Linked DNA regions of Homo sapiens: region 2 is linked to region 1. The links are chromatin loops, found by intact Hi-C in ENCODE. Cell type or tissue: natural killer cell. All regions are shown on one strand. Links, peaks and the distances in the headings refer to the core of each region. The heading gives the core; the rest is flanking DNA. Region 1 overlaps MARCHF1 (membrane associated ring-CH-type finger 1). Region 2 overlaps LOC124900805 (a long non-coding RNA gene).

Evidence for each region. Hi-C counts contacts between places; a loop is a spot of excess contacts. Peaks named below come from ENCODE experiments on the same cell type or tissue, not always from the same donor. Only the 100,000 strongest peaks of a DNase experiment are listed, where the experiment ranks them.
Region 2: a loop joins it to region 1, with 4 times the contacts of the local background. A loop is called at or near these places in 12 of 110 quality-filtered maps.

The regions. Positions count from the first base shown.
Region 1 is chr4:164,003,623-164,020,072 of GRCh38, forward strand. All of the region lies in intron 2 of MARCHF1 (membrane associated ring-CH-type finger 1), which reads right to left. Among named protein-coding and RNA genes, the nearest start is that of MARCHF1, 370 kb to the right of the region's middle. In natural killer cell, for the core only: no CTCF peak of the experiment used is centred there; a DNase peak (open chromatin) is centred at 9,209.
Region 2 is chr4:163,477,757-163,493,255 of GRCh38, forward strand. LOC124900805 (a long non-coding RNA gene) reads right to left here. Exons shown (of 2, transcript XR_007058354.1): 2 at 14,258-15,499. Among named protein-coding and RNA genes, the nearest start is that of TMA16, 9.2 kb to the right of the region's middle. RefSeq lists a silencer at 4,581-4,720 and a cis regulatory region at 15,272-15,499. In natural killer cell, for the core only: CTCF peaks have their summits at 7,203 (motif pointing right) and 7,413; a DNase peak (open chromatin) is centred at 7,265.

The sequences.
Region 1 (16,450 bases), core at 4,408-12,407:
AAAGTCAAGAAACAATGAATGCTGTGAGGCTGTGGAGAAATAGGAACACTTTTACACTGCTAGTAGGAATGTAAATTAGTTCAACCATTGTGGAAGACAGTGTGGTGATGCCCCAAGGATCTGGAACCAGAAATACCATTTGATCCAGCAATCCCATTACTAGGTATACAATGAAAGGAATATAAATCATTCTATTATAAAGATACATGCATGTGTATGTTTATTGCAGCACTATTCACAATAGCAAAAACATGGAATCAACCCAAATGCCCCACAATGATAGACTGGATGAAGAAAACGTGGTATATATACACCATGGAATACTATGCAGCCATAAAAAGAATGAGATCATGTCCTTTGCAGGGACATGGATGGAGCTGGAAGCCATTATTCTCAGCAAACTAACACAGGAACAGAAAACCAAGTATTGCCTGTGTTCACTCATAATTGAAAAGTGAACAATGAGAAAACATGGACACAGGAAGGGGAACAACACACACTGGGGCCTGTCGAGGATTGTGGGGAGAGAGAACATCAAGATAAATAGCTAATGCATGTGGGGCTTAAAAATCTGGGTGATGGGTTGATAGGTTTAGCAAACCACCATGGCACATGTTTACATACATATATATATATATGCATGTTCTGCACATGTATCCCAGAACTTAAAATAAAATACAATGAAACAATAATAATAATTTATTAGGAAGATATACAAACATAAATTGTATGCATATCATAATAGAAATCCTAAATAAATACAACAGAAATGGACAGAACCAAAAGTAGAAGTAAACTAATCTACAGTTACAGTTTACAATTTCAAAACAACTTTCTGGAATAGATGGAGAAAGCAAACATAAGGATAACCTATAACAACACTGTCAACCAATTCCACCCAATGACTGCAGAATAGAAATTATTTTATCAAGTGAAAATAAAATATTCACAAAAATAGATTATTACTTGGGCAATTAAAAAAACTCAATAAATTGGAAAGAGCTGAAATAATCATGTATATATTTTCTGGTCATAACAGAATAACATTAGAAATCACTAACAAAAAAGTCTGAAAAATCACCCCCCCCAACTGGAAGTCAAGTAATGTCTTTAAATAAAGCCCATAAGCCAGAGAAGAAATCTCAAAGACAACTAGAAAACATTGGGAAATAAATAAAAATAAAAGAATGCCCATCAAAATTAGTGAGATGTACTTAAATAAGTGCTCCAGAAGAAATTATGGCTCTCATACTTCATGAAAGAGAAGCAAAAAGGTCTAAAAGTGATGATATAATATTTACTTTAAGCAGCAATAAAAGTAGAGCACATTAAAAAAAGGTCAATAAAAGAAAGGAAATAATAACCAAATAGAGGGTATTGGTAAACTGGAAAAAACAATAATGCAGAAAATTAGTACAACCAGAAGCTGATTCTTTGAAAAGATAAATAAATCAAAAGAAAAGTAAAAATACTCTGTTACCAATAACAAAGATAAGAGGAAACATTACTATATATTTAACAAATGCAAAAATAATTTTAAAAATTATGATCAATTTTATGTCATTAAAATTGAAAAATTAGATAAAATATTTAAATTTCTTTAAAAATGTATATTAAGAAAAGTGAAACACGAAAACAAAGTGTGAGTAGCCCTAATTTTAATACCGCAATTAAATTAATAATTTAAAACTTTCCAACAGATAGGACAACAGACTTCCAGTTTTAAAACAGCAGTGTAGAAGGAAGCTAGCTTCACTCCCCTTGCCAAAACAAAAACAAATATACAGCACCAGGATTTTCACCAGCAAGTGAACAAACTCTGAGCAGATGGTAGGATAGTTGGACTTCCACATTCACAATGTCCCTCCCTGCAACTCTGCTTGGCAACAAGTGCATGGTAATCTTCCCCCAACTTATGGTTTCTATACTAGAGAAAATGAGATTGAGGTGGTCAACCAGCTTCTGTGCCATCGTGGGTGCCCTTACAGGAGACCTGTCCCTGCCTTACCTCATGGGAAAATTCATGACTGTCTGAAAGGAAAAATATTTCTGAGGACAGTTAGAGAAAAATAGAGGAAGTGGGACTACCATCCCCAGGCTTGGAAACAATGCTCTATAACTTAGTCAAAGAAGATGACAAATCAGAGTGGCTGTTTGGCAGCACCACATTGTAGGAGTTCCATTTCACAGGGCCATTGGGCATAAACACCTATCCAGCCTTACCATGCTGCTGGGATAATCTGTATGGGACCTATCCCATTTGAAACAGGTAGCAGTCCTATCTAAGGAATCACCTAGAACCAAAAAGGAGATAGTGACCAAGCAATAAAGATTTCCCAAGCAAACATATCCAATGAAAACCAAAACAAGCTAATAATAGAAAACTAGAATAAATTACTAATCATCCAAAGCAAAGATATAGATGTATACCCACGAGAAACAAACAAACAAACAAAAAAACAACACAGAACCATGACCTCAACAAAAGGATAAGCAAAGATCCAGTGACAGACCCAAATGAGGCAATAAATTGTAAGTTCTCTGAAAAAGAATTCAAAATAGCAGATTTAAGAAGACTCAGTGATCTCCAAGATAACACAGTAAAGCAATTCAGAAATTTTTCAGAGAAATTTGACAAAAATTGAAATAATAATTTTAAAAATCTAACAGAAATCATAGAACTAAAAAAGACATTTGTTGCACTGAAGAACTCATTAGAGGCTCTCAACAGTAGAGTGGACAAGGAGAGAAAAATACCAGTAAGCTTGAAGACTAGCTATGTGAAAATACACAGTCAGAGGAGAAAAATGAAAAATAAAAAAAAGGAAAGGAATGAAAACCACCTACAAGATATAGAAAATTACCTCAAATTAACAAATCTAAGAGTTATTGGTGTTGAGAGGGAGCTGAAAATGTGCAAAAAGTACAAAGTTTATTCGAAGAAATCACAACAAAAAACTATCCAAAAATTGAGAAAGATGTAAATATCCAGATACCGGCAGTCCTAAGAACACTAAGCATATTCAACCCAAAAAGACTACCCCAAGGTATATAATAATCAAACTCTCAAATTTCAAGGACAAAGAGAGGGTTCTAAAAGCAGCAAGAGAAAAGAAGCCAATAAAATTAAATGAGCTCCAATTTTTCTGGAGACTTCTCAACAGAAACCATACAGGTCAGAAAGGAGTGGAACATTTACGTAGTAGACAAAGAAAAAGAAGCACCATCCAAGAATACTATGTATCCAGCAAAATTATTTTTCAAATATAAATGAGCGATAAAACCTTTCACAAATAATCAAAAGCTGAGATAATTCACCACCATCATTCCCATCTTATAAGAAATAATAGAGGGAGCTCTGAAATCTGAAAAAAAAAAAAAAAAAAAAAAAAAAAAAAAAAAAAAAAAAAGAACATGCAAAAAGAAAACTTTTTGGCAGGGCGTGGTGGCTCACACCTGTAATCCCAGCACTTTGGGACTTTGGGAGGCCGAGGCAGGCGGATCACGAGGTCAGGAGATCAAGACAATCCTGGCTAGCACGGTAAAACCCTGTCTCTACTAAAAATACAAAAAATTAGCCGGGCGTGGTGGCAGGCACCTGTAGTCCCAGCTACTCGGGAGGCTGAGGCAGGAGAATGGCGTGAACCCGGGAAGCAGATCTGGCAGTGAGCTGAGATCGTGCTACTGCACTCCAGCCTGGGCGACAGAGCGAGACTCCATCTCAAAAAAAAAAAAAAAAAAAAAAAAAAGAAAGAAAAAAAAAGCAAACTTTTCAAGGTATAAAATCCACAGGTAAAATTAAGCACTCAGACAAACCCAGAATATCCTACTACTGTAATTGTGGTGTGCAATCCACTCATAATTCTAGGATGAAGCCCATATGCAAATCTATCAAAAACAATAATAGCTATAGCAACAACTAAAGAGATAGGTAATATAAAAATATGTAAATTGAGACAAGCAAAAGTCAAAATGTGGAGGATATAAAGTTAACATGTAGAATTTATTTCTCTCTCTCTCTCTCTGTGTGTGTGTGTGTGTGTGTGTGTGTGTGTGTGTGTGTGTGTTTGCCCTGGTTTCTTTCTATTTTTCTATTTGTGATCTAAGATAAGTTGTCATCTCTTTAAAATAACTTGCTATATCTATAGAATTATTTTTGTAACCCTTGTGGTAAGCACGGCACAAAAACTTATAATGGATTCACTAAAAATAAAAAGCAACAAATTAAACTGTCCTACAAGAAAAAAATCACTTATCCATAAAGGAAGAGAGTAAGAAGGAAGAAAAGGAGAGTCTCATAATAGCCAGAAAACAGGTAACAAAACGGCAGGAGTAAGTACTCACTCTATCAATAACACTTATTAATAACTCTGAATGTAAATAGTCTCAATTCTCCAATTAAAAGGCATATAGTGGCTGAACGAATTTAAAAAACCAGGACCCAACTGTATGTTTCATTCAGGAAACACACTTTACCTATAAAGATGCATATAGGCTGAAATTAAAGGAGTAATAAAAGATATTCCATAAAACTGGAAACCAATAAAGAGCAGAAGTAGTTACACTAATATCAGATAAAACAGACTATAAATCTGTTTATAAAAAGAGGAGAATAAGTTCATTACATAATCATAAAAGGGTTAGTTCAACAACAGAATATAACAGTCATAAATATGTGTGCACTCAACACCAAAGGTCACAAGTATGTAAAGTAAACATGAACAGATCTAAAGGGAGAAACAGAATGCAAAACAATAATAGTAGGCAACTTTAACACCACACTCTCAGTAATGGACAAGTCATCTAGACAGAAAATAAAATGAAAAACAATGGGATAAAACCACATATTAGATAAAATAGACCTAACTGGCATTTACATAACATTTCATCCAACTGCTGCAGAATATTAATTATTTTCATCACTACATGGATCAACCTCCAGAATACACCACATCTTAGGCAAAAATACAAGTCTGAACAAATAAAAAAAAGGCAGAAATCATGTCAACTATCTTTTCTGACCACAATGGAATAAAACTAGAAATCAATAATAAGAGGAACTCAGGCAATAGACAAACACATAAAATTTAAACAACATACTTCTGAAGAACCAGTGAGTCAATTGAGAAGTTAAGAAGTACATTTAAACATTTCTTGAAACAAATGAAAAGGAATATAACATACCAAAATATATGGGATATGGCAAAAACAGTAAGAAGAGAGATTATAGCAAGAAACACCTATATCAAAAAAGTTGAAAGACTTCAAATAAACAACCTAATAATGCACCTCAAGGAATAAAAAACCCAATTAGTAGAAGGAAAGAAGTAATACATATTCTTTAGAGCAGAAATAAATGAAATTGAGACCAAAAAGTACAAACACCAAATGAAACATAAACACGGTGTTTGGAAAAAATTAAAAAATTGGTGAGCCTTCAGCTAGACTAAGAATAAAGGATAGAAGACCCAAATAAATAATATCAAAAACATAAAAGAATATGTAAAAACTGAGACCTCAGTAATACAAAGAATCATTAGATACTATTATGAGCAACTACACACCAATAACTTAGAAAACCTAAAATAAATTCCTGTACACATACAACTACGAAGATTGAACCCTGAAAAAAGAGAAAACCTCAAAAAATCAATTAAGAAATAATCAAATTGAGCCATAATAACAAGTCTCTCATTAAATAAAAGTCCAGGACCTGATAAGTTCCCTGCTGAATTTTACCAAGCATTTAAAAAAGTAATGCAAATTCTACTCAAACTCTTTTACAAATTAAAGAGGAGGAAATACTTCTAAGCTCGTCTCACAAGGACAACATTACCCTGACACCAAAAGCAGATGAAGATACAATAAAGAAATAAAACTAAGGGTCAATATCATTGATTAACCTAGATGCAAAGTTCTCAACAAAATACTACCAAACTGAAATCAACAACATGTTAAAAAATCATTCACCATGATCAAGTGGGATTCATCCAGAAATGCAAGGATGGTTTAACTTATACAAATCCATAAACATGATACATCACATTAACAGAATCAAGAAAAATCTAACCATGTGATTATTGCAATAGATGCTGAAAAGCATTTGACAAAATTCAACATCCCTTAATGGTAAAGAAAAAAAAAGCTCTCATTCAATGGGTACAGAAGGAATATATCTCAAAATAAAAAAGTCCATATATAACAGCTACCATCATACTGAATGGAGAAAAACTGAAAGACTTCCTTTTAAGGTTTGGAAAAATACAAGGATGCCTACCTTTACCACTTCTAGTCAACAAATATTGAAAGTACTGGACAGAGCAATTAGGCAAGAGAAAAAGATAATGAACATCTGAATTAGAAAAAAAGAAGTCAAATTATCCTTGTTTGAGTATATTATTTTAGCTTTAGAAAAACCTAAAGACTCCATCAAAAAACTCTTTTTTTTTTTTTTTTTTTTTTTAGGCGGAGTCTCATTCTGCCATGCAGGCTGGACTGCAGTGGCGCAATCTCGGCTCACTGCAACCTCTGCCTCCCAGGTTCAAGCGATTCTCCTGCCTCAGCCTCCCAAGTAGCTGGGACTACAGGAGCATGCCACCACGCTCAGCGTTTTTTTTTGTTGTTGTTTTTTGGTTTTTTTTTTTTTCTGTATTTTTAGTAGAGATGGGGTTTCACCATGTTAGCCAGGATGGTCTCAATCTCTTGACCTCGTGATCTGCCAGCCTCGGCCTCCCAAAGTGCTGGGATTACAGGAGTGAGCCACTGTGCCCGGCCAAAAACTCTTAAAACTAATAAACAAATTCAGTAAAGTTGCAGTATACAAAATAAACAATAAAATCAGAAACATTTCTATATTGCAGTGGCAATCAATCAGGAAAAGATACATATATCCCATTTATATTACCTACAGACAAAATAAAATACCTAGAAATAAACTTAAAGAAATGAAAGACCTATACAAGGTAAATTATAAAACATTAATGAAAGAAACTTAAGACACAAAAATATGAAAAGATATTTCATGCTCATGATTTAGAAGAATTAATATTTTTAAAATGATAATACTACCCAAAGCAATCTACAGATTAAATGCAATCCCCATCAGAATACCAATGTTATCATTCACAGAAATAGAAAAAAAATCTTAAAATTTATATCAAGCACAAAAGACACCAAATAGCCAAAGCAATCCAGAGCAAAAATAACAAACTTGGAAACATCATAGTATCTGCCTTCAAAATTTACTACAAAGCTGTAGTAACCACAGCATGATACTGGCATAAAAACAGACACATAGACCAATAGAACAGAATGGAAAACCCAGATATAAATCCACAAATTTACAGCCAACTCATTTTTAACAAAGTTGCCAAAAATATGCAATGGTGAAAGCAAAGTCTCTTCAATAAATGATGCTAATAAAAACCTGGATAATGACATTCAGGAAAATAAAACTAGACCCCTATTCTCGAACCACGCCCCAAATTCAAATAAAAATGGATGGAAGATTTAAATCTAAAACCTGAAACTATGAAGCTACTAGAAAAAAAAATCTTTGGGAACAGACTCCTGGACATTGGTGTGGGCAAAGATATTTTGTGTAAGACCTCGAAAGCACAGGCAATAGAACCAAAAATTGACAAATGAGATCATATCAAGCTAAAAAGCTTCTGCACAGCAAAGGATACAATCAACAAACTGAAGAGACAACCCGCAGATGTTAAGAAAATGTTTGCAAACTGTATACCTGACAAGTTGTTAATAACCATAATATAATGAAAAGCTCAGACAACTCAACAGACAAAAAAGTAACTCAATTAAAAACTGGGCAAAAGATCTGAACACACATTTCTGCAAAAGAAACATATACATGGCCAATAGGTATATTTAAAAAAGCTCAACATCAATAACCATCAGAGAAACACAAGTGAGAACGAAAATGAGATACAAATATCATCTCATCCCAGTTACAATGGCTTATATCAAAGAAACAGTTAATAACAGATGCTGGCAAGATGTGGGGAATGGAAAACACTTATACACTGTTGGTGAGAATGTAAATTAGTACAGCTATTACAGAGTCAGTATGAAGGTTCCCCCAAAAAACTAAGAATAGCACCTTCAATAGGAATCAAAAAGTCATGTGAGGTATCACAGTACCTGGTTTGAACATAATATCGAGGAAAGAGGTATTGAAGAGAGTAGGTAAGACACTCTTGCATTGCCTACACCTCACCTACCCTAACTCCAGGCAGCACAGATGGGGAGGAAATGTGTTTTGTGGGGAGGGAGAGCAAAGTGAGTGTGGAGCACTATATTGGAACTCACTTCTGCCTTGTCACAGCAGAACACAGCACAGGGCAGAATTCTGAGAGTGCTCACGGAGGGAGCACATCTAGACCAGCCCTGGGCCAGAGGGAAATTTCTTACACCAGCAGGAAAAACCTCAGTCGTAGCTAGCTTCACCACTAGCTGACGAAATTGGCCTGGGTCCCAGAATAAATTTAAGTGGCAGTCAGGACACAAGGATCACAGTCCTAGGGCAAGTCCTGTTGCTGCACTGGTTTTGTAGGCAGGGAACTTGGGGTGCAACACCAACTGTGGTGTCCAAATGAATGCCAGTGTCACCCCTCCTACAACTCCAGGCACTGTAGCCTCAGTAAAGATTCCTTCTGCTTGACAGAAGGTGAGTACAGAAGACTGTATCTTGCAACTTGGGTGCCACCTGAGCCTAAGTAAAATGAAGCATCAGGAAGATTCCTGAAACCCCAGATTCCAGGTCTTTGCTCCTGGATGGTGCTTATAGATCTACCTTTGGTCAGAAGGGATTCCATTGCCTTGATAAGAAGGACCCAGCTGAATTAACCAACTGCTGACTAAAGTGGTCTTGGGCTTTGAGTAAATAGCAGCAGCAGCAGCAGCCAGGCAATTGTGGCCACAGGCTTTGGGTGAGTCCCAGTATTTTGCTGCTCTGTAAAAATTTGGATGTGACCCTGAACAGTGCCAGCTATGGTGGATATGAGAGTGTCCACATCACCCCTTTCCCCAATTTCAGATAGCCCAGGGCCAAGAGAGACTCCTTTTGATTGGGGAAAAGAAAGTGAGAGACTTTGCCTGGTGACCCAGGGAATTCTCCCTTATCTTACCCAAGTTCACCAAGGCAGTGTCTATAGGAGGCGACAGGATTTGCACCATTCCTGAGCTTATGGAGCCCCCTAGTGCGAAACAGTTGCCGTGACCACAGGCTTTGGTCACAATACTCACTCCCCTTGGAATTTGTAAAAAGCCCTCTCAAGGGTGCATATAAACAAGCCCAGACTGTGAAGATTAGTTTAAATATATAAGTCTTCCATGCCCAGACATCAGTGAATGCCCTCAAGCACCAAGAACACTCAGGAAAACATGACCTCACCAAACACACAAAAGAAGGCACTAGCAACCAATACTGAAGTGATGGAGATATGTGATCTTTCAGACAGGGGATTCAAAATTGTTGTATTGAGGAAGTTCAATAAATTTCAAGATAACACAAAGAAGGAATTAAAAATTCTATCACAAAAATTTAACAAAGTGATTGAAATCATTAAAAAACTCAAGCAGGCATTCTGGAGCTTAGAAATACAATTGAGAAACATAAAAATGCATCAGAGTTGCTCAACTGCAGCACTGATCAAGCAAGAAAGAATTAATGAGCTCAAAGATAGGTTATATCAATATACACAATTAGAGGAGAAAAAAGAAAAAAGGATAGAAGGAGAATAAAGAATGCCTAAAAAAATCTAGAAAATAGCCTCAAAAGGACAAATATAGGCGTTATTGGCCTTAAGGAGGATGGAAAGAGAAAGTTTATTCAAAGAAATAATAACAGAAAATCTTCAAAAACTTGGGAAAGATATGAGTAGCCAAGTACAAGAAGATTTTAAAAATCCAATAAATTTAACCCAAATAAGACTACCTCAAGGCATGTAATAAACTCTCAAAGGTCAAGGATACAGAAAGGATCCTAAAAGCAGCAAGAGAAAAGAAGCAAATAACATATAAAGGAGTTCTGATGTTTCTAGCAGCAGCAACTGTGCAGGTCACAAGGAAGTGAGATGACGAAGTCAAAGTGCTGATGGAAAAAAAAATCTTTCAACCTAGAATATTACATTAATCAAAGTTATCCTTCAAACACAAACTAGAAATAAAGACTTTCCTATACAAACAAAAGCTGAGGAATTTCTCAACACCAGACTTGCCTTAAAAGACATGCTAAAGGGAGTCCGGGTGTGGTGGCTCACACCTGTAATCCCAGCACTTTGGGAGGCCAAGGCAGGTGGATCAGGATGCAGGTGGATCATGATGCAGGTGGATCAAGAGATCAAAACCATCCTGGTCAAAATGGTGAAACCCCATCTCTACTAAAAATACCAAAAAAAAATTAACTGGGCATGGTGATGCACCTCTGTACTCCCAGCTACTTGGGAGGCTGAGGCAGGAGAATTGTTTGAACCCAGGAGGCAGAGGTTGCAGTGACCCGAGATCGCATCACTGCACTCCAGCCTGGAGACAGAGTGAGACTGCATCTCAAAAAAAAAAAAAAAGTAAAGAGAGAAAGCAGAAAGTCAAAAAAATGAGGACAGGGTGGAATAAAAAAGTGTAGAGGTTTTTAGTTTTCTCTTTGTTTGCTTTTTTCCCTTTCTTTGTAATTAGAGTTAAGCTGTTATCGGTTCAAACTAATTTGTATAAAATGTTATTTGCAAGCCTTATGGTAACCATAAAACAAAAACTTATAATAGATACATAAAAATAGAAAGCAAGAAATAACAACATATTACAGGAGAAAAACACTTTTACATAAAAGAAGACAGGAAGGAAGGAAGAGAGGAACACCCAAACAACCACAAAACAGATAACAGAATGGCAGTAGAAAGTCTTTACCTATCAGTGATAACAATGAATGTAAATGGACAAAATTATTCAAAAGACATAGAGTGGTGGAATCAATAAAAAACAAGACTCAAATATATGATGCTTACAAGAAACTCACTTCACCTATAAAAACACATATAGATTGAAATTAAAAGAATGGAAAAATATATTCCATGGACATGTAAACTAAAAAGAGCAGGAGTAGCTATAATTACATCAGACAAAACATATTTCAAGAAAAAAACTGAAAATGGTCATTATATAATGATAAAGGGATTGATACAGCAAGTTAATATAACAATTATAAATATACATGTATCCAATGCTGGAGCACTCAGATATATAAAGCAAATATTATTAGAGCTAAAGAGAGAGAGAGATCTCAATACCATAATAGCTTGATACTTCAACACCCATTTTCAGCATTGGACAGACCATCTTGACAGAAAATCAACAAAGAGACATCAGACTTAAGATTTACTGCAGACCAAATGGACCTAATAGACATGATCTGATTTCAAATTATACTACAAAGCTGTAGTAAACATCAAGGTACTAGCATAAAAACAGATGCCTCAAACAATGGAACAGAATAGATAATACAGCTATAAATCTATCCATTATGGTTATCTCATTTTTTGACAAAGGTGCCAAGGACATACGATGGGTAAAGCACAGTATCTCCAATAAATAGTGCTAGAAAAACTGGATATCCATATGCAGAAAAATGAAACTAGACCCTTATCTCTCACCATGTATAAAAATCAAGTAAAAATGGATTAAGGACTTACAACTAAAAATTGTAACTATAAAACTACCAGAAGAAAACACTAGGGTAACACTCCAGGACATTGATGTGGGCAAACATTTGTTGAGTAACACCTTAAAAACACAGCCAACTAAATCAGAAATAGACAAATGAGATCACATCAAGCTAAAAAAGCTTCTGCACAGCAAATAAAGCAATTAACAAACTGAAAAGACAGCATACAGAATGTGAGAAAGTGTTTGTAAACTTCCAATCTAACAAGGGATTAACATCCAGAATAGATAAGGATCTCAAACAACTCAATAGCAAAACAAACAATACAAATAATCTTACTTAAAAATGGACAAAAGATCTGAAAAGATATTTCTGCAAAGAAGACACACAAATGGCCAATAGTATATGAAAAAAAAAATGCCCAGCATCACTAATTATCAGAGAAATGCATGACAGTGAGATATTATTTCATCCCAGTTAAAATGGCTTATATCCGAAAGACAAGCAATAACAAATGCGGAGAAAGAGGAGCCCTTTATACGCTGTTGGTAAAAATGTAAGTTACCAACATACAGCAACTATGGAAAACAGTATAAGTTTCCCCAAAAAAAAAAAAAACTAAAAACAGAACTACCATGTGATCCAACAATCCCACTGCTGGGTCTATGTTCATAAGAAAGGCAATCAATATATCGAAAATATATTTGCACTCCCATGTATTACAGGAGTACCCACAACAGCTAAGATATGGAATCAACCTCAGTATCCATTAATGGATGAATGGACAAAGAAAATATTATACATATTGTATTAGTCTGTTTTCAGACTGCTATAAAGAACTTCCCTGAGACTGGGTAATTTATAAAGTAAAGAGGTTTAATTGACTCAGTTCCATATGGCTGGGGAGGCCTCAGGAAACTTACAATTATGGCAGAAAGGGAAGCAGGCACATCTTACATGCAGCAGGCAAGGAGTGTGTGAAGGAAGCGAAGGGGGAAGAGCCCCTTATAAAGCCATCAGATCTCATGAGAACTCACTATCACAAGAAGAGCATGGGGGAAACTGCCCCCATGATCGATCCAATCATCTCACACTAGGTCTCTCCCTCAACACTTGGGGATTGCAATACAAGATGAGATTTGGGTGGGGACACAAAACCTAACCATATCACATATACACAATGGAACATTATTAAGCCATAAAAAAGAATGCAATAAAATGGATGGAACTGGAGGGCATTTTAAGTGAAATAAGCCAGGAAGAGAAAGACAAATATCACACGTGTTCACTAATATGTAGGAGCTAAAGAAAAATAACTCATGGAGATAAGGAGTACAATGATGGTAACTAGAGGCTGGGAAGGATGCTGTGGAGGGGAGAATAAAGACAGGATGGTTAATGGGTACAAAAATACAGTTAGATAGAATGAATAAGATCTAATGCTCAGTAGCACAATAGGGAAACTATAGCTAACAATAATTTATTGTATATTTCAAAATAAAAGAGCGGAATTGGAATGTTTCAAACACAAAGAAATGATAAATAATTGTGATAGATATCCCATTTACCCTAATTTGATCATTATACATAGTATGCTTATATCAAAACATCACATGTACCCTATAAATATGTACAATAATTATGTATCCATTATAATTAAAAACTAAAAATTGGAAAAAACCCTCATGAACCTAAAGTCCAAAATATTTCAAATAATTTTAAAAGATGTATCTAACAATACTTGAAAATCATAATACATCATGATAAATGGGTCTTATCCCAAATAAGCAAAATTGGTTTAACAATTTCAAAAATTAATGTATTCCTTTATACTAAGGACCTTAAAAAAAAGGAGTAAAGATGGGGCACTCTCTCAACTTGATATAGGATATTTAGGATATTTATGAAAAACATCACACTTAATGATTAACAAACAAACTGAGGGCTTTCCCTGCAACATTAGGAATGTTCAATCACATTATTTCTAGTTAATATTGAATTAGGGTTCTAGCCAGTTCAATAAGGCAAGAAAGGAAGTAAAAGCTATGCTGAATGTTAAAAGAAAAGCCTACACAAAACAAAATTATCTTTATTCTAAAAACATAATCAGTTCTATAGAAAAGTCTAATGAACCTCACAGAAAGAAATTACAATTAATTGAATTAAGACAAATTACACAATTGAAAACCAATATGCAAGATGTCAATTGTATTTATATATTCTGACCACAAACAATAAGAAGCTATAATTTTCCAAAACACCATTTACAATAGCATCTAAACCAAGAATACTTAAAGATAAATTAAAGTATATGTAAGACCTAGCCACTGAAAACTACAAAATGCTGCTGAAATAAAATGAAGATAAATAAATACATATATTATTGTACGTTTATTTGAGTATCAATATAATTATGTGAATTCTTCCTAAATATATTTATAGATTCAATGCAGTAACAAGCAAAGTCTTAGTACCCTTTGTATAAAATTTTACACTCTAATTATAAAGTTTATATGGAAATGCAAAGAACCTAAATTAGCAAAAAAAAAAAAAAAGTTGAAAAAGATCAAAGTTGAGGAACATGCATTATCAGGTTTCAAGATTTTATAAAAAGCCACAGGAATTAAAACTTTGTGGTGTAGGTATATGGATGGACAAATGGATCAAGAGAAATAAATAAAAAGTTTTGGAATACTTTCCACACATATGCAGTCAATTGATTTTTCTACAAATGTGCCAGGATAATTCATCAAAAATAATTATATATTTTTTAAACCAAATGATCTGGTAATATCCGTGTATATATTTGGAAATAAATAAAAATTGAACTTTGCTTCACACGATAAACAAAATTTCACTCAAATTAGAGCAAAGATCAAAATATAAGATTCAAGACTATAAAACTTCTAAAAGAAAACATAGGATAAATTTTTTTGGCTAAGTAAATTTTTTTTTGCTAAAAGAAATTCAGATCATACATAAAAATTGATAACTTTATTCAAATAACAACTACCATGTCTTTGAAAGACACTGTTAAAGAAATGAAAAGGCAAGTTATGACATGGAAAGACACATTTAACATATATGGCAACATATATATGATTATATCTATATATTTATACCTTAAACTCTGCCTATTTAGACATAGTTATATATTACAAATATGGAAAAGAGCTGTTATCACTCAATAATAGGAAGACAATCTAATATAAAATTGGCAAATTATTTTAATGAATGTTTCATCAAAGAAGATATATATTTGATAAATAAGCATATCGAAAATGCCCAATATAATAAATAATCTGGGAAATGCAAATTAAACCATAGATACCACTACATAACCCATTAGTAAAACATATTTTAAAAAGTTATATTATTATGTTTGTGTTTATTATATTTACATGCTATTGTATAATTGACATAACTTCTTGATAAATTAAACTTTCTGCCTTTTATTGCTACTTTTGCTTATCATAATAATGCAATGGACTCATCACAGAATGTGACATGGTGGTTTTCAAGTCAATAATTTTCATATGAAGGGCAAAGTGCTATCAGATGGCACTTAGATTATTTCACAACAATCATCTACTAAGTTAGTTCCTCTAAGTTTTACCTTTAAAATCCGTAATCCACAAGAGAGGTTACTATATTGGTCCTTCAAAAATTGCCTGTGATTTTGTGAAAGTGTTTGTCTCTTATTTCCTGCTGATCTCTCTTCTATTCTGCTCAGCTCTGTATCCTGGGGCTGATTAACATAGACTACATTTTGGTCTGCTGCCTTTGGCTGGGTTTGGTAAATGGGAGGCACCAGCAAAGGAATGAAGAGTGCCAGGTGAGTGAGGTTAGGGTATTTGTCTTCCAATTCTCTCTGTTTCTTACATTTCCAACAGTACTCACTTTCCTCTTTAGCTATAACACCTGTTGAGTGGGTCTTCAATTGCGCTAGGTCTCTCCAGGTGCACTGTATTTTCTTTGCTGTTCCCTGCAGGATTTCCACTACCATAATTATTCACTAAGTGTCTCGCTATCCCTTTTTGGTTCACTTAATTCTTCCTTCTTTGAATTATTTTTAGTAAAACCATTTTGAGAATGCCATCTGTTTTCCACCACAGCCCTAAATGATACAATAACTGGTATCATGAGTGAGATTCTGGGATGGGTTTGCTCTCTTGTCTGTGAGCAGATGGAAAACCCCATTGTTGAGGGAAATAGAACACTGCAATCTGTGACAAAGTAGCATCACAATTTTCAATTTCTCACTAGAATGACGTGAAATTAATTACTGATTGAGCACAAAGCATTGGGCAATCAATTGTCTTTGACACTTCGTGGATATGGCAAAAATGGTGATTGCAAAGGTTACAGAATGAGGCAAAACTGCTTCTGACAATTCTGGAGAGTTTACACAAAGATAAATATATACTTAAAACACTGAGCTCCCAATTCATGTCACAGGTGGAGATCCAGAATATCTTAATGGCAGTCTTAAAACAATCCCTTATTTGGGATAGTATAGGGCAGACATGGCTGAAGACAAAGCCTGAGGCCTAATTGTAAGGGTGTAGAGTTGCAGTGTTAGTGAAATGTCCAACTTGACAAACTGTTTACGCTAAGAAAAGCTGTCGGGAAAGAGTAGAACCATGAGATTACGGCAAAAACAGGCAAAACTGAAATTTTTAATTCAAAAGTCCTCCCATATTGTTTTTGGCAGTGGAAGCAGTTCATCTCCTTTATTTCAGAGAAGCAATCTTCCTTGCAAAGAACTGTTTTAGT
Region 2 (15,499 bases), core at 4,001-12,000, 530 kb before region 1:
AATTATATAAAATACATAAATGCTGAATTCATCTTTTGCTTCCACTGTTTAAATTTGGTTGGCTTTGGAAGCTAAAGTATGGAGCAAATGAGAATAAGATTCTTGTGTAAGGCAATAAGTCTCCTGGAAAGAAAAATGTACTTTATCTTCCTGGATTATTGCTTTGAAAATTTTAACAGATGCTATTATGATGCATCTGTAGGATGCTATCCCACTTTTTCCACAGTTACAAGTCCTTATTTTGCGGTGGAGAGAGAAGGGGCAGAAGAGAGAGGTGGCAACAAATTTAAGAAACTTGGCCCAGCTCCTAGTCCCAGGAGAAAATCATAATTAATGTAGGACCAGCATCACAATGCCATTCCCTTTGGCTAGTAATGGCAGTCAGCACTTATTGACCCAGTTCTGGTCAATAAGATGTAAGTAAAAGTCTGCTTTGGGTGTAATAATTCTCATCGTTTCTTTCTTTTAGAGATGGGGTATTGCTATGTTTCTCAGGCTGGTTTTGAACTCCTGGCCTCAAGTGATCCTCCTGCCTGGTCTCCCAGCTGGTAATAATTTCTATTAAAGATTTTCTTCCTGGTAAACAGGAGAGAGTACAAGAAGAACTGTGATCTCTTCTTTTTTTTTTTTTTTTGGGATGGAGTTTTGCTCTTGTTGCTCTGTCATTTAGTAGAGACAGTGTTTCACCATGTTGACTAGGCTGGTCTTGAACTCCTGACCTCAGGTGATCCGCCCACCTCCGCCTCCCAAAGCGCTGGGATTACAGGCATGAGACACCACGCCCAGCCATTCTTTTCAACCCCTCTACCACCACCACCAGAGGATGTGTTGGAGCTATAGCAGCCAAAAGCCTAAGGATAAGGCCAGGCGCTGTAGATCAATTATTAGCCACTTTTCCTGTAAACCTAAAAGAAATTAAAATAAATAGTGCAGGCCGGGCACAGTGGCTAACGCCCAGCGCTTTGGGAGGCTGAGGTGGGCGGATTGCCTGAGGGCAGGAATTTGAGACCAGCCTGGCCAACATGGTGAAAGCCTGTCTCTACTAAAAATACAAAACTTAGCTGGGCAACGTGCTGCACATCAGTAATCCCAGCCACTTGGGAGGCTGAGGCAAGAGAATTGCTTAAACTTGGGAGGTGGAGGTTGCAGAGAGCTGAGGTGGCGCCACTGCACTCCAGCCTGGGCGATGGAGTGAGACTCCATGATTAAAAAAAAAAAAAACCTACAGATAAAAGTTAACGTGCTTAGTACGGTAGACTGGAAAAATAGAAAGTATGAGTTCTTCATAACTTCGTGGGTCCACAAGCCTTGAGACCAGCTTCTTCTAGACTCCTTGTTAAGAAAAAAATTAAATATTCCCACTTTATGAATGAGTTTCTGTTATCTTCAACTGAAAACATTTCTGGGAGATACAAAAATAGATCCCCTAAACAAGCTCCTGTAAGTCTAGTAATCAGGGAAAAAAACAAGAAAAACAATCAAGACGGCTCACAGTAGAAGAGAAGGGGCTCTAGAAAATGTAGTTTACTCAGTATTTTTATTCTCAGTGCCTGGTCCCACCCACACACCTACAACTTTGGTCTTTTTTGTATAATTACTATTGCTATGTTGCTGTTGTTGTTATTACATTGACTATCTCTTCAAAAACTAGGATTTTTAAACTTGGTACATGGGCTTTATGTATAGAAAACACTCAGATACCTTATCATATTCATTTGCTGTCTGGCCTAGATGGTTGGGTATGATGGAAATATGAAAATGATATAGCTGGATTTATTCTCATATAGACTAGCTACATTTAGTGGAGAAAATGCTTTTCCTTCCATCCAGATAATAACCTTGAAGTAGATTACAACAAAATCTCTTACTTTTGAAAACTAAAATATAATAACAAATGATAGCAATAGTAATTTTTTAAAATCCAAGGTATTAGACTTATATTACTGATTGTAAATCAGTATGATCAGCTTTAAATATATGAGAGGAATTTAATTCATTCTATAAACCATTTTTATTAGATACTACTATTGTATGCATTAAATAGTGGATTAGTACTTGCGCCATGTCCCACCTAACTCCTTCCCATCCTCAGGTCAAATTCAGCCCTTTGTTGAGATTTTATTTTGGCTAGAATATTTTAGCAAATGTATTGAGTTACAAACAACAAACAATAACAGTAATAACATTAATCCATTTAACCAACAAATTAATGAATTTTGGCAAATGTTTATTTCTATTTAGCTATCACAACAATCAAAATATAACTTCAATATTTCTATCGTCCTCAAACATTCCTGTATGCTTTGGCATTCAGTTATTCTTCACCCTAGGCTCCACTGATTTGCTTTCTGTCTCTGAGGTTCTGTTCCTTTTTGTTTTTTATTCTTTCCCCTTCTGAACTTCAGTTTGGATAGTTTCTATTGCAGTGTCTTAAAGTTCACTGAATTTTTCTTCTGCAGTGTCTAATCTGCTCTGAATCCCATCCTTTGAATTTTTTATTTCAAATATTATACTTTTTATCATTAGAAGTTCCATTTGGTTCTTCTTTATATCTTACTGTCCTCATAATATTAATCTCCTTTTAATTCTTCTAGAATATATATATATAAATATATATATATATATATATATATAAAATTTCTTTTTTTGAGACAGAGTTTCACTCTTATCACCCAGGCTGGAGTGCAATGGAGCAATCTTTGCTCACTGCAACCTTTGCCTCCCAGGTTCAAGCGATTCTCCTGCCTCAGCCTGCCCAGTTACTGGGACTACAGGTGTGTGTCACTACACCTGACTAATTTTTTGTATTTTTAGTAGAGACGGGGTTTTGCCATGTTGGCCAGACTGGTCTTGAACTCCTGATCTCAGGTGATCTGCCTGCCTCAGCCTCCCAAAGTTGTTGGTATTACAGGCGTGAGCCACTATGCCTGGCCCTTCTAGCATATTTTAAGAAGATTTTTTTAAAAGTCCTTGTCTACTAAGCCTATTATTCGGTCTCTCTGTTTCCATTAACTAATTTTTCTTCTGATAATGTGTTACACTGTCCAGTTTTATGGAATATCTAGTTTTTAAATTAAATGCTTGACATTATTTTGGGAGGTTGGATTTTATTTTATTGTATATTTTTAAAGAGTGTTGGACTTTGTTCTGAGAAGCCACTCATTCCTTTCGAGTATTTTAAGTCTGTTAAGGCAAATGTAGGGTATGCTTTACTCTAGTGTTAGTTTAGCTCCCCTACAAAAGCATAATCTCTCCAGGGTTTCCACCGAATGCGCCGGTGTGTTCAATCAGGCCCCTCAACTCTGGCTGGCTAGGACTCAAGTGTGGCTTAGCTTCTGTGAGTTCTGGGAACTGTTTGGTTATCACCTTTCCCAAGTTGTCATTTTCCTGGCCATGTAAGATGTATGCTTTATGCAAAGGTACTCTAAAGATTTCTGGAGCTCTTTGGGCAGTTTCTCCTTATAATCATTCTGCCTTCAAAATGCTAGCCAACATAGGATTCCTGAGCTCCAATCTCTGTTGCCTTATTTGCCATGCTGTGTGTCAGATGCCCTTCCCTGTAGCACTGTCTGGAAAGGGCCTCTAGGAAGAAAGCCAGAAAGATAATGTTTTCTCTCTTTCATAGACCACGATCCTGTGCTGCCTGTTTTCCAATATATGAAAACTATTACCTTATAAACTTTGTCTAGCTTTCTAGTTGTTTATGGCTGGAGGGTAAATCTCATTCCAGTTACTTCCTCATAGCCTCAGAACAGCATTTAAAATGTTTTGAATGTTAATACTTTATACTGGGCATATATTCTCCAGAAAACGGTATCCCAACTCACACTACTCCTTATGTCTAGCACCCCTCTGATTCCCACATTTATATTACTTCTTGAACCCAGAAGACTTTGGAATTTCCAATTACACCAATTGTTACTAACCCTTATGGTGTCATTTTAAAAAGATGTCCCTCAAAGCATGGTCTAATGAAATTTTAATTTTTAAGAACTATCAAAAAAATTTCATTGTTATGGTTAAATTTTCCAGAGAGATTTAGTACTGCTCTGATAAACCCAAAAACCCTTGGCATTTGTATGATTTTAAATTAAATTCTCTAAAACATATCAAATAACTGCCTTTCTTCTTATAAAGGGGATGTGGAGCATTAACCTTTTCTTTGATGACTAATGGTCATCATTATGACCACTGGCTATTAAGCTTTATTGAAATTCAATCAAATAAATCAAAATTACTATTGAGAATGGTGCTTAAGGAAGGTTATTCCAGCATCTTTGTTCAGAATAAATGTTCAATTTTTATTACTCTACTGTAGTATATTTTTCAGGGTATGTAGCTGTAGTAACAAAATAACCAAAAAAAAAAAAAAAAAAAAAAAAAAAGGAAGTGGCTCAAGCAAGATTTAAGTTTATTTTTCCTTCACATAAATGCTCAGAGTATGCTTGGAAGTCAGGCAGCTCTGCTCAAGTGGGTTTTACAGGGTCCCAGATTCTTTTCATGGCTGCCTAGTCATTGACTCAGGTGTTGGCCTCATCTGCAAAATTGAAGCCAGAAACCACTTGGGCCACCAAAGAATAGAACAAAACGAGAATACAGGGGGACAATCTATTTCTTTTTCAGGAAGCAACCCAGAAATTGTAAATTTCACTTCTCATTCTCTGTTGGTGAGAACTTACTTGCCTAGCCACAGCCAACATTAAGGGAGTTTGTGAAATGAAGCAATTTGCCCACTGATCTGCTGAAACTTAGGAGATTATAATACAAAGACAAAAGGAAGAACCAATACTGGTGGACAAGTTATAATCTCCACCACTTATTATTTTAACATTTAACTTTTGGTTGTGCTTTGTAGACAAACAACCTTGTAACATTGTTTATAGCATTTACAAGTTAAAACAGTTTATCTTCAAAGCAATGCTTTTACATGCTTTAGAACCAAAGCAGATTTTTTTGACTGAATAGTGAAAATTTATTCATTTCTTTATTGCATACTTGATACATAATAACCTTATGTAATGCTCTATGGAGGAGTTGAAGATGGTTCTTGCTCTCCAGATACTGGACTTTAATAGGGAAGACAAAGTAGGCACAACACATGATTACAGTAGTGTGCCAATAGGTGCCAAATGTTATACCAGGGCATAGAAACAAGTGCTTACTCTTAGATAGTGACCAGGAAGATGTCATTGAAAAGGTAATACTTCCACTGAAGATGAGTACAGTTGTAGAATGAGTACAATTTTTGTTAGAGTAAATATGAGAGGAAGTCAATGCAAAGTTATGAGAATAAAAAGAGAGAATTTCTAATCTGAAAGGAAGGAAAGATTCATCCTGAGAACAGTAGAGAAAGCAGGAAGATCAATTTTGAAAAGGCCTCGAAACACAGACAAGTAAGAGGTTTTGCTATGTTCTCTTGCTTTGGGGCTGAGGGTGAAGTACAATGGAAATTTTTTCATCATTTGAGTGTCTTGATCAGAGTAGTGTTTTTTAAAATTGTTTTGGTAGTGTTAGGAAAGATAGGTCAAGTTGAGAAAGAAACAGGAAGGAAGATAATTTTATTGCAGAAACACAGAAGTCAGATAATAAAGGACTAAAGTAGGGAGTTCTTTGTCTTGTAAGTTCCATAACATTTTTTAAATGATAGTACTGATCATCAGATTTAATGCAAGCAAGTGGAATTACTTGACAAGATTGAGAAGAAGGAGTGAGGAAGGCAGTGGATGTGCTCTGATGAATGTATTGGTTTGCTAGGTCTGCTACAACAAAGTGTCACAAGCTGGATGACTTAAACAACAGAAACTTACTGTCTCTCAGATCTGGAGGCTAGAAGTCAAAATTTAGTGTATCAATAGGGTTGGTTCTTTCTGATGGCTGAGAGATGGATCTGTTCCTGATCTCTCTCCCTGACTTTGGATGGCTGCCTTCTCCCTATGTCTTCACGTCATCTTCCCTCTATGTATATCTCTGTGTCTAAATTTCCCCTTTTCATAAGAACATCTGCCATATTGGATTAGGGTACACCCTAATACCCTCATTTTTACCTTTCTGTAAAGACCCTAAAACTACCTCTGTAAAGATCTCCAGATAGGGTCACATTCTAAGATACTAGTGGTTAGGACTTCAATGTATCTTTTGGGGGGACACAATTCAATCCATAACACTTGGCTTGTAGCGGCATAACCACAACATTTACATGGAGTCTCCCTGTGTACATGTCTGAGTCCAAATTTCTTTTCATAAGGACACCAGTCATATTGGATTAGTGGCCTACACTTCTGTAGTAGGACCTCAAGTAATTATATCTACAGTGACCCTGTAAGGCTCTTTGTGACCCAAATAAGGTCACATTCTGAGGTACTGGGGGTTAGGACTTCAACATATTAATTTAGTGGGAGAGGTGGGGGAGGCACAATTCAACCTACAACAATGAAGATTCACCTAAAGTATTCATTGCTCTAAAAAACTCAATACATTTTAGGAAAATCTATCACATATTCATATATTCATAAAGATATGTGACTTATAACGCCTTATAAATATGACAATGAGAGAACAAAAACATTATCAAACTCAGTTTTTATTGATTCTGCTACTACGTAGATGTGGTTAAGACAAGGCATCCTAAAACAAAATTTAATAAAATGATCTTAACAAGAATAACCAAAATTTCCTTCTTTCGACTTCAAAGCTTCCTTTCATTAACATTGTTCTTAAAAGAGAAATAACACTTGCAGCCTAATCTCAATTATCAACTTGTATATTTTGGTTTGCATCAGCATATCTCTAATGCACCACTTTATTGGTGCATTATTGCCACTGTACTCATTAAATTCAGCTTTCCCCAGTCCTCCTCATTTTAATTGGAAAAAAGCTAAAAAATACACTGTTTTGAAAAATTCAAACACTGTAGAAGAATACAATGAAAGGTCCTTTCCTGAGCGCCCTACCTCAATCCTAATCTCGTAAATTACAAACAGCATATTGTAACTCCATCCACATATTTTCTATGCATGAATGGGCATATATATGTCTTCATTCCACATTTTATTGTAAATGGGATTTATTTTGCACATTGTTTTATAACTCATTTTTTTCTACCTAACAATTTTAGAGCATTTTTCCACACAGGTACATATCAATCTAACTCATTTCTTTAAAACAGCGGCAGATAATTCTTTGTAACAAATTTAACTTGTGTAAGGAGTTAAATATGTTACAAAGGGGATTTGGACGACCACCAGATGGCACTAGCACACAGTTTATTTGGGCAGAGATTGACAGATTTGCCTGGGGGTGAGGGTGGGGGTTGGGGTGAGGACAGGGGCAGTTTCTCAGTGACAGCATGATACCTTCCAAAGGCAAGGGTGCACAGGCGACTTTCCAGAAGGGACATAGAGGAAGATCTGAGGGAGAGTATTTAGAGGGGGTTATGTGTCTAGGTGGTGTCACTCAGCAGCATGGTGGGAGTCTCTGGGCAAAGAACTCTGAGAGAAGCAGTGGCCCCAGCGTTTATCTAATCTATGGGACCTATGGTTAGCAGATGTTGGGTGCAGTTTCTCAGGATGTGCAAAGCAGGCAGGCTGTAAATGGCTAACAATCTGCTTTTGGGGGCTATATTTTAAAACAACTGGATGTGTAGAAATTTAAGTTTGGCCGTAGCCGGCTTTTGAGTTAAGAAGTCCCAGGCTGCTGTGAAGAAGTAAACAACACAGGGCCAGGGGCCATTTTAACTCATTTTTGTAACAACTAGCTCCTTATTGAAAGGCACTTTATGATTTTTCCCAAGCCAAAAAGAAAAGAAGAGTCACAAACAGGTCAAAAGAAAAATTACTAATTTATATATGACAAAAGTCTAATTTTATAAGTATAATCAGGACTCCTAGAAATAAGAAAAATGATAAATTAGCACAGCTGTCTCCAAAATCAACCTTGAAAACTACAGAAACAGGAAGAAATTGGCTGTTGGAAGTAAATGAAGACTGTGAGAAACCCCTGGGAAGAAGGGAACTAGTGACTAGAAGGGAGGGAGGCAGCCGAAGAGCACAGCAGTCACATGGGGAGGAGGATGTCCCTGGAAGCTTGGGAGGCTCTGGGGAGGTCATATATAATCTTAGCTCTTGTCTCCCGTACTTCACCTGGGAAGCTTTGCTGCCCTCCCAGTGTTGTGAAGCACTACCAGAGGAGCACAAGGCCAGGCTAATAAGGAGCTGATAGAAATAGGACTAGGATGAATTGTACCCTGGAATGTTCAGGCCTCCAACTCCTGTCAGCAGAGGTTATTGGTCCCTGGAGCTCTCTCCTCTGAAACTTAACCCTTCTGCTTTCCTCAAATTCTCAAAAAAGGATTCAGTTGAGAATGTGTCTTTGAGCACTTCCCTAATAGACAACACAGAGCAGTATAGCTGATTTCATCAGTAAATTAATGTGATGCTACAGGTTCAAAGAAACTAGGTACCTATATTAGTCCATTTTCACACTGCTATAAAGATACTACCGGAAACTGGGTAATTTATAAACAAAAGAAGTTTAATTGACTCACACTTCCGCATGGCTGAAGAAGCCTCAGGAAATTTATGATCATGGCAGAAGGTGAAGGGAAGCAAGGCACATCTGACATGGTGGCAGGAGAGAGAGACAGCAAGCATAGGAAATGACAGACACTTATCAAATAACCATGTCTTATGAGAATTCCCTCACTATCACAAGAGCAACATAGGGGAAACTGCCCCCACGATCCAATCACCTCCCACCAGGTCCCTCCCTTAACATGTGGGGATTACAATTTGAGATTAGATTTGGGTGGGGACACAGAGCCAAATGATAACATTCCACTGCTGGCCCCTCCCAAATCTCATGTTATTTTCACATTTCAAAACCAATTATGCTTTCCAAACAGTTCCCTGAAGTCTTAACTGATTCCAGCATAATCTCAAAAATCCAAGTCCAAAGTCTCATCTGAGACTAAGCAAGTCCCTTCCACCTACGAGCATGTAAAATCAAAAGCAAGTTAGTTACATCCAATATAAAGTGGGGGTACAGGCATTGGGTAAATGTTCTCATTCCAAATGGGAGAAATTGGCCAAAATAAAGAGGCTACAGGCCCCTTGCAAGTCTGATATTCCGATACCCAGCTGGGCAGTCATTAAATCTTAAAGCTCCAAAATCTCCTTTGAATATAGAGATGGAAAATACAAAACATAAATACAAAATATAAAACATGATGCAAGGCAGTGTACAGCTTCTGTGGCTGCTTTCACAAACTGGTGTTGAGTGCCTGCAGCTTTTCCAGGAGCACAGTGCAAGCTGTCAGTGGATCTACCTTTCTGGTGTCTGGTGGATGGTGACCCTCTTCTCACAGCATCACTAGGCAGTGCCCCAGTGGGGAATCTGTGTGGGGGCTCCAACTCCATATTTCCCTTCTGCATTGCTCTAGCAGAGGTTCTCCATGAGGGTTCTGCCCCTGCAGCAGACTTCTGCCTGGACATCTAGGCATTTCCACACATCCTCTGAAATCTAGGCAGAGGTTCCCAAACCTTAACTCTTGTCTTCTGAGTACCCACAGACCCAACACCACATGGAAGCTGCCAAAGCTAAGGGCTTGCACCCTCTAAAGCAATGGCCCAAACTCTACCTTGGCCCCTTTTAGCCATGGCTACAACTGAAGCAGCTGAGATGCAGGGCAGCATGTCCTGAAGCTGCACAGAGCAGAGGAGTCCTGGGCCAGGCACACAAAGCCATTTTTCCCTCCTCACCCTCTGGGCCTGTGATGGGAGGGGCTGCAATGAATTTTCTGACATGTTCTGGAGACATTTTCCCCATTGTCTTGGCTATTAAAACATTCAGCTTCTAGTTACTTATGCAAATTTCTGCAGCTGGCTTGAATTCCTCCCCAGAAAATGAGTTTTTCTTTTCTACCACATGGGCAGGCTGCAAATTTTCCAAACCTTTATACTCTGTTTCACTTTTAAACATAAGTTCCAATTTCAAACCATCTCTTTGTGAATGCGTATAACTGAATGCTTTTCAGAATAAGCCAGGTCACCTCTTGAATGCTTTGCTGTTTAGAAACTTCTTCCATCAAATACCCTATATCATCTCTCTCAAGTTCAAAGTTCCACAGATCTCTAGGGCAGGGGCAAAATGCTACTAGTATCTTTGCTAAAGCATAGCAAGGGTGACCTTTGCTTCAGTTCCCAATAAGTTCCTCATCTCCTTCTGAGACCACTTCAGCCTGGACTTCATTGTCCATATTACTATCAGTATTTTGGTCAACAAGCCTCTAGGAAGTTCCAAACTTTCCCTCATCTTTCTGTCTTCTTCTGAGCCCTCCAAACTGTTCCAACCTCTGCTGGTTACCCAGTTCCAAAGTCGCTTCCACATTCTCAGGTATCTTATAGAAATGCCCCACTACCTTGGTATCAGTTCTCTGTATTAGTCTGTTCTCATACTGCTATAAAGATACTACCTGAGACTGGGTAATTTATAAACAAAAGAGGTTTAATTGACTCACACTTCCACAGGCTATACAGGAGGCATATAGGGAGCCCTATATGCCATATATGCCAAGGAAACTTGGCAGAAGGCAAAGGAGAAGCAAGGCACTTCTTACATGGTGGCAAGAAAGAGAGCAGGGGAAATGCTGGACACTTATCAAACAACCAGATCTCATGAGAACTTCCTCACTATCACAAGAACAGGATGGGGGAACTGCCCCCGTGATCCAATCACCTCCCACCAAGTCCCTCCCTTGACATGTGGGGACTACAATTCAAGACGATATTTGGGTGGGGACACAGAGCCAAACTATATCAGTACCTGAGGAGAACTTATAATAAAAGAAACTTGAAGCACACTGAATAACACATACCACATGAAGCAGATTTATTGGAAGAGATGGACCAATAAGCAAGCACCATATATATCTGCAAGAGTTAAGGAAGGATATTGATGATAGAACAAAGAAATAAGAAATTACTTTTAAAAATTGTAAATATTTATTTTAAAAATGAGATAGTTAAAATGAAGATGACAATAGGTGGGATATACAGCAAGATGATTACATCAAATAAGAAAATAGTAAATCAGGGCCAGGCGTGGTGGCTCACGCCTGTAATCCCAGCACTTTGGGAGGCTGAGGTGGGCAGATCATGAGGTCAGGAGATTGAGACCGTCCTGGCCAACACGGTGAAACCCCATCTCTACTAAAAAATACAAAAAATTAGCCGGGCATGGTGGCGGGTGCCTGTAGTCCCAGCTACTCGGGAGGCTGAGGCAGGAGAATGGTGTGAACCCGGGAGGTGGAGCTTGTAGTGAGCCAAGATCGCACCGCTGCACTCCAGCCTGGGCAACAGAGCGAGACTCCGTCTCAAAAAAACAAAAAACAAAAAACAAAAACAAAAAAAACAGAAAATAGTAAATCGGAAGATCAATAGAAACTCTCCCTAGGGCAGCAGAAATAAATAAAGAGATGGAAAATACAAAACATAAAAATGAAAAGGGGGCAATAAAAGTTAGGGAGGATAGTATTATCAATGCCCAGATAGTATAAATTCCAAAAGCAAATTGAAAGAGGCCACAGATTACCAAAGATGTATGTAACAAAATACCAATACCTAGAAACATAAAGTAAAATTGAAGAAGAGCAAAGACAGCAGATATTATTAAACAATTCCGCAAAGCTAAACCACTCACAAAGGAATGAAATTTAAGATGCAACTTCACAATAGGAATATTGGACTCACATTCTCCAAGAGAATATGAACTAATATATTTGTGGTTAAAAAAATTTAACATATTGCATTGTGAAGTGTGGCATATAAACATAAAAGTGCACAAAATGGAAACGTGAAAAAGAAAGAGTAATTATAAAGCAAACACCAAGGTAACCACCACAGAGGTGAAGAATATTGCTGGCCACCTATAAAAGTATCTGTAAAAAATGTAATCCATTTTGCCTGATTTTAAATTTTATATAAATGGGATTATACTGTATATATTTTTTTGTGCACTGCTTCCTTTACATTATGATAAAAATTTATCCAACTGGTTTAGTGTACTTGTCCTTTGTTCATTTCATTGCTATCTAAAATTTACCACACAACACTGTTATTACAAATAACACTACTGCTATTCTTGTATATGTACCCTGAGAGAAATGTGCCAGAGTTAGTCTATGGTATATACCCAGGAATGACACTGCTGCCTTAGAAAATGTACACATTTTAACTTTTAGGTAATGCCTAACTGTTTTCCAAAATTGTTAAACAAAAGTTGGCTCTTTGAAGTCAGGAATAAGACAATGTTGCCTGCCCTCTCTCCCTCCTTGTCTCCCTCTCTCCCTCCCTCCCTTCCTTCCTTCCTTTTCTTCTCTTTCTCCTTTCTTTCTTTTTCTTTCTGCTTTCTGTCCCTTCTCTCCGTCTCTTCTTTCTTTCTTTTGAGATGGAGTCACTCTGTTACCCAGGTTGGAGTGCAGTGGCAGGATCTCCACTCACTGCAACCTCCACCTCCCAGGTTCAAGCAATCCTCCCACCTCAGCCTCCCAAGTAGCTGGGGTTACAAGCATGCAGCACCATGCCTAGCTGATTTTTGTATTTTCAGTAGAGACAGGGTTTCACCATGATGGCCAGGCTGGTCTCACACTCCGAACTCCTGACCTCAAGTGATCTGCCTACCTTGGCCTCCCAAAGTGCTGGGATTACAGACGTGAGCCACTGCACCTGGGTGTATTTTACAAAAATCTAGGCCTGTAATTTTAACATAGGAAAATATTTTATTATTCTTAAAAAATTTAAAAAAAAACACCTTTGGCTCTCCCGGTCCTCAATTACGTAGGTTTTTGTCCTTGTTTCAATAGTTTATGCTTTTTATTCTATTCTACCTCCTTTTTTGACCTTATTTTGTTGGTTTTTTTTTTTCCCTAACCTCTTGACATATGGATGGCTAGTTCTTAATGTTCAGTCTTTCTTCTTTTCTAATATTTATACTGAAGCCTCTAATATTTACATGAATGGAGCTAATTATTACTTCAGGTGCATCCCACTAGTTTGGATATTTATTGTTTTTGTTATTGTTCAGCCCAAACTATTTTCTAATTCTCATTATGACTTCTTTAGTTCCTGACTTATTTCAAAGCACAATTTTTAAATTTCTCAATATATGACAATTCTCTAGTTGTCTCCTTGTTATTGGTTTCTAGTTTAATTATGAGGTGGTCAGAGAACATATTCTATAGATTTAAATCCTTTCAGATTTGTTTAGACTTGCTTTCTGACCTAATGTGTGATCAATGTTGTTAACTATACCATACGTATTTAAGAACACACGTATTCTTGTAAGAACTGGAAGCACTATTCTGTGTAGATTTGTTAGGTCAAATTTTGTTGTGGTCAAGTCTTCTCAGTCATTGGTGATTGTTTATCTGTTTGTTCTATTATTTACTGAAAAATGGCATGCTAAAATTTCCACCAAGGCTGTTGGTTTTTCAACTTGAAACTGCATCGGCTTTTCCATTATATATTTTGGGGCTGTGTTACTAGATGCACATGAATTTAAAATGGAAACTTTTTATCATTATGAAGTGATCTTTTATATATACCATATTACTTTTTGACCTAAAGTCTATTTCGTATAACATTGATATATGTATACCAGGATTGTTTCAGTTAGCATTCACCTAGCATAACTCTTTCCATTTATTTTTCTATTTTCGTGTACCTTAGATGTGTCTTATAAACAGGATACAGTTGGATGTTTTCAATACAATCTGACTTTTTTTTAGTTGGGGGCAGTTATTTCGTAATTACTGTTTTATGGATTTAAATCTACTGCCATATTTTTTTTTGTTTTCCTGTCTTATGTTTCATGTTTTCTCCTTTATTTTCTTAGTTGGAATTACCTGAGTATATTTTAATCATTCCATTTATTTTATTTTCTCTACTTGTGTGTAGCCTGTACAAAGTTAGGTACCCTGTTTCTATTCTTTTAGTTGTGACACTAGAATTATGCATTTGTACTTATTGTATCAATACCTAATGTTAATCAATACTTAATCCTCACACATACATACAACACACACATACACACACATCTGAGTATATTTGTTAAAGTACAGGAAAATATCTCTAAAGATGTCTCCAAATCATCTACAGTGGTTATTGCACGGGGCAAAGGGGAGGTTGAATTGGGAGGGGAAAAGTTGGGGGATTCATTTTGCTTATCACAGTGGTGCATACATATATTAAACAATGACAAAACATTAGCCATCATTATTATCTTTATTCTTGCTCTGTATAATTCATGTTTGTATTTGCTACAGTGTATTTTGAACATATACAGTATATTTTTAACATGTCTATAATCAATGTTATTTAGGGGTTGAATCTGAATGAGGAAAATATGAAGATTTATTTCTAAAACTCAACTAAAAATAAAAAATAAAAGTTTCAAGATATATGGTTTATTGAGTTGTTGGCAATTTGAAGTTTAGGAATGGGTTAGGAGTAGGTAGGAATTTTATGATCAATAGAGCAATCAGTAACAGCTAAAATAGCCAGAAGGAAAATTTAATAATTAAAAGATTTGCAGTAACATAGAACTTAGGAGGGTGATCTCCACAGGGCCAGACTTAGGGAATGGGGTAGGGTGGGTGAAAGATGGCTTCACAGGAAGTGGCTAAAGTATGGAGCTAGGGTGTAAATATTCTAGATTAATTGGAGTCTTTCACAGAGTACCGTCATGTGCATGTAACAATGTTTTGGTCATGGACTGCATTACAATGGTGATCCCATGAGATTATATTTTTACTGTACATTTCTTATGTTTAGATACACAAGTACTTACCATTGTGTTACAATTGCCTACAGTATTCAGTAGAGTAACATGCTGTACAGGTTTGTGGCCTAGGAGCAATGGGCTATACCATACAGCTTAGGTGGGTAGTAAGCTATACCATGCAGGCTTGTGTAAGTGTGCTCTATGATATTCACATGACAAAAAACAAACAACAAAACCCCCATTGAAATATTTCTCAGAAAGTATCCCCGTCCTTAAGTGATGCATGAATGTGCTGCCTCCACAGTATATATTCAAAGGTGACCTTCATTGCATAGATTCACACACAAAAAAAGCCATGTGAAAATACCTTGCCCCTAGATTCAGGAATCTTCTGGACACACTCTTGTTTACAATTTAAATTATTTCCAAAAATTGATATATCTGTCGATTAAATACAAGTATTTGTGCGGCAGGAGAATAGGGTCTGGAAGCAGGGAAGCTAGGACTGATTTGTGCTGATGGGATATCAGTTGAAAGACTACTCCCCTTCAACCCCTCCTTTTTCTGCATGGCAGTTGCTGCCTGGCAGTTGCAAGCCCTTCTTTTTCTGTGTGGCAGTTGAAAAATGAAAGTGCCTCAGATTGGTCCCCTTCCTCAACCAATCAGACTTGTGGAAGACCAATGGGAAACCTCTAGAAGGTATTTAAACCCCAGAAAATTCTGC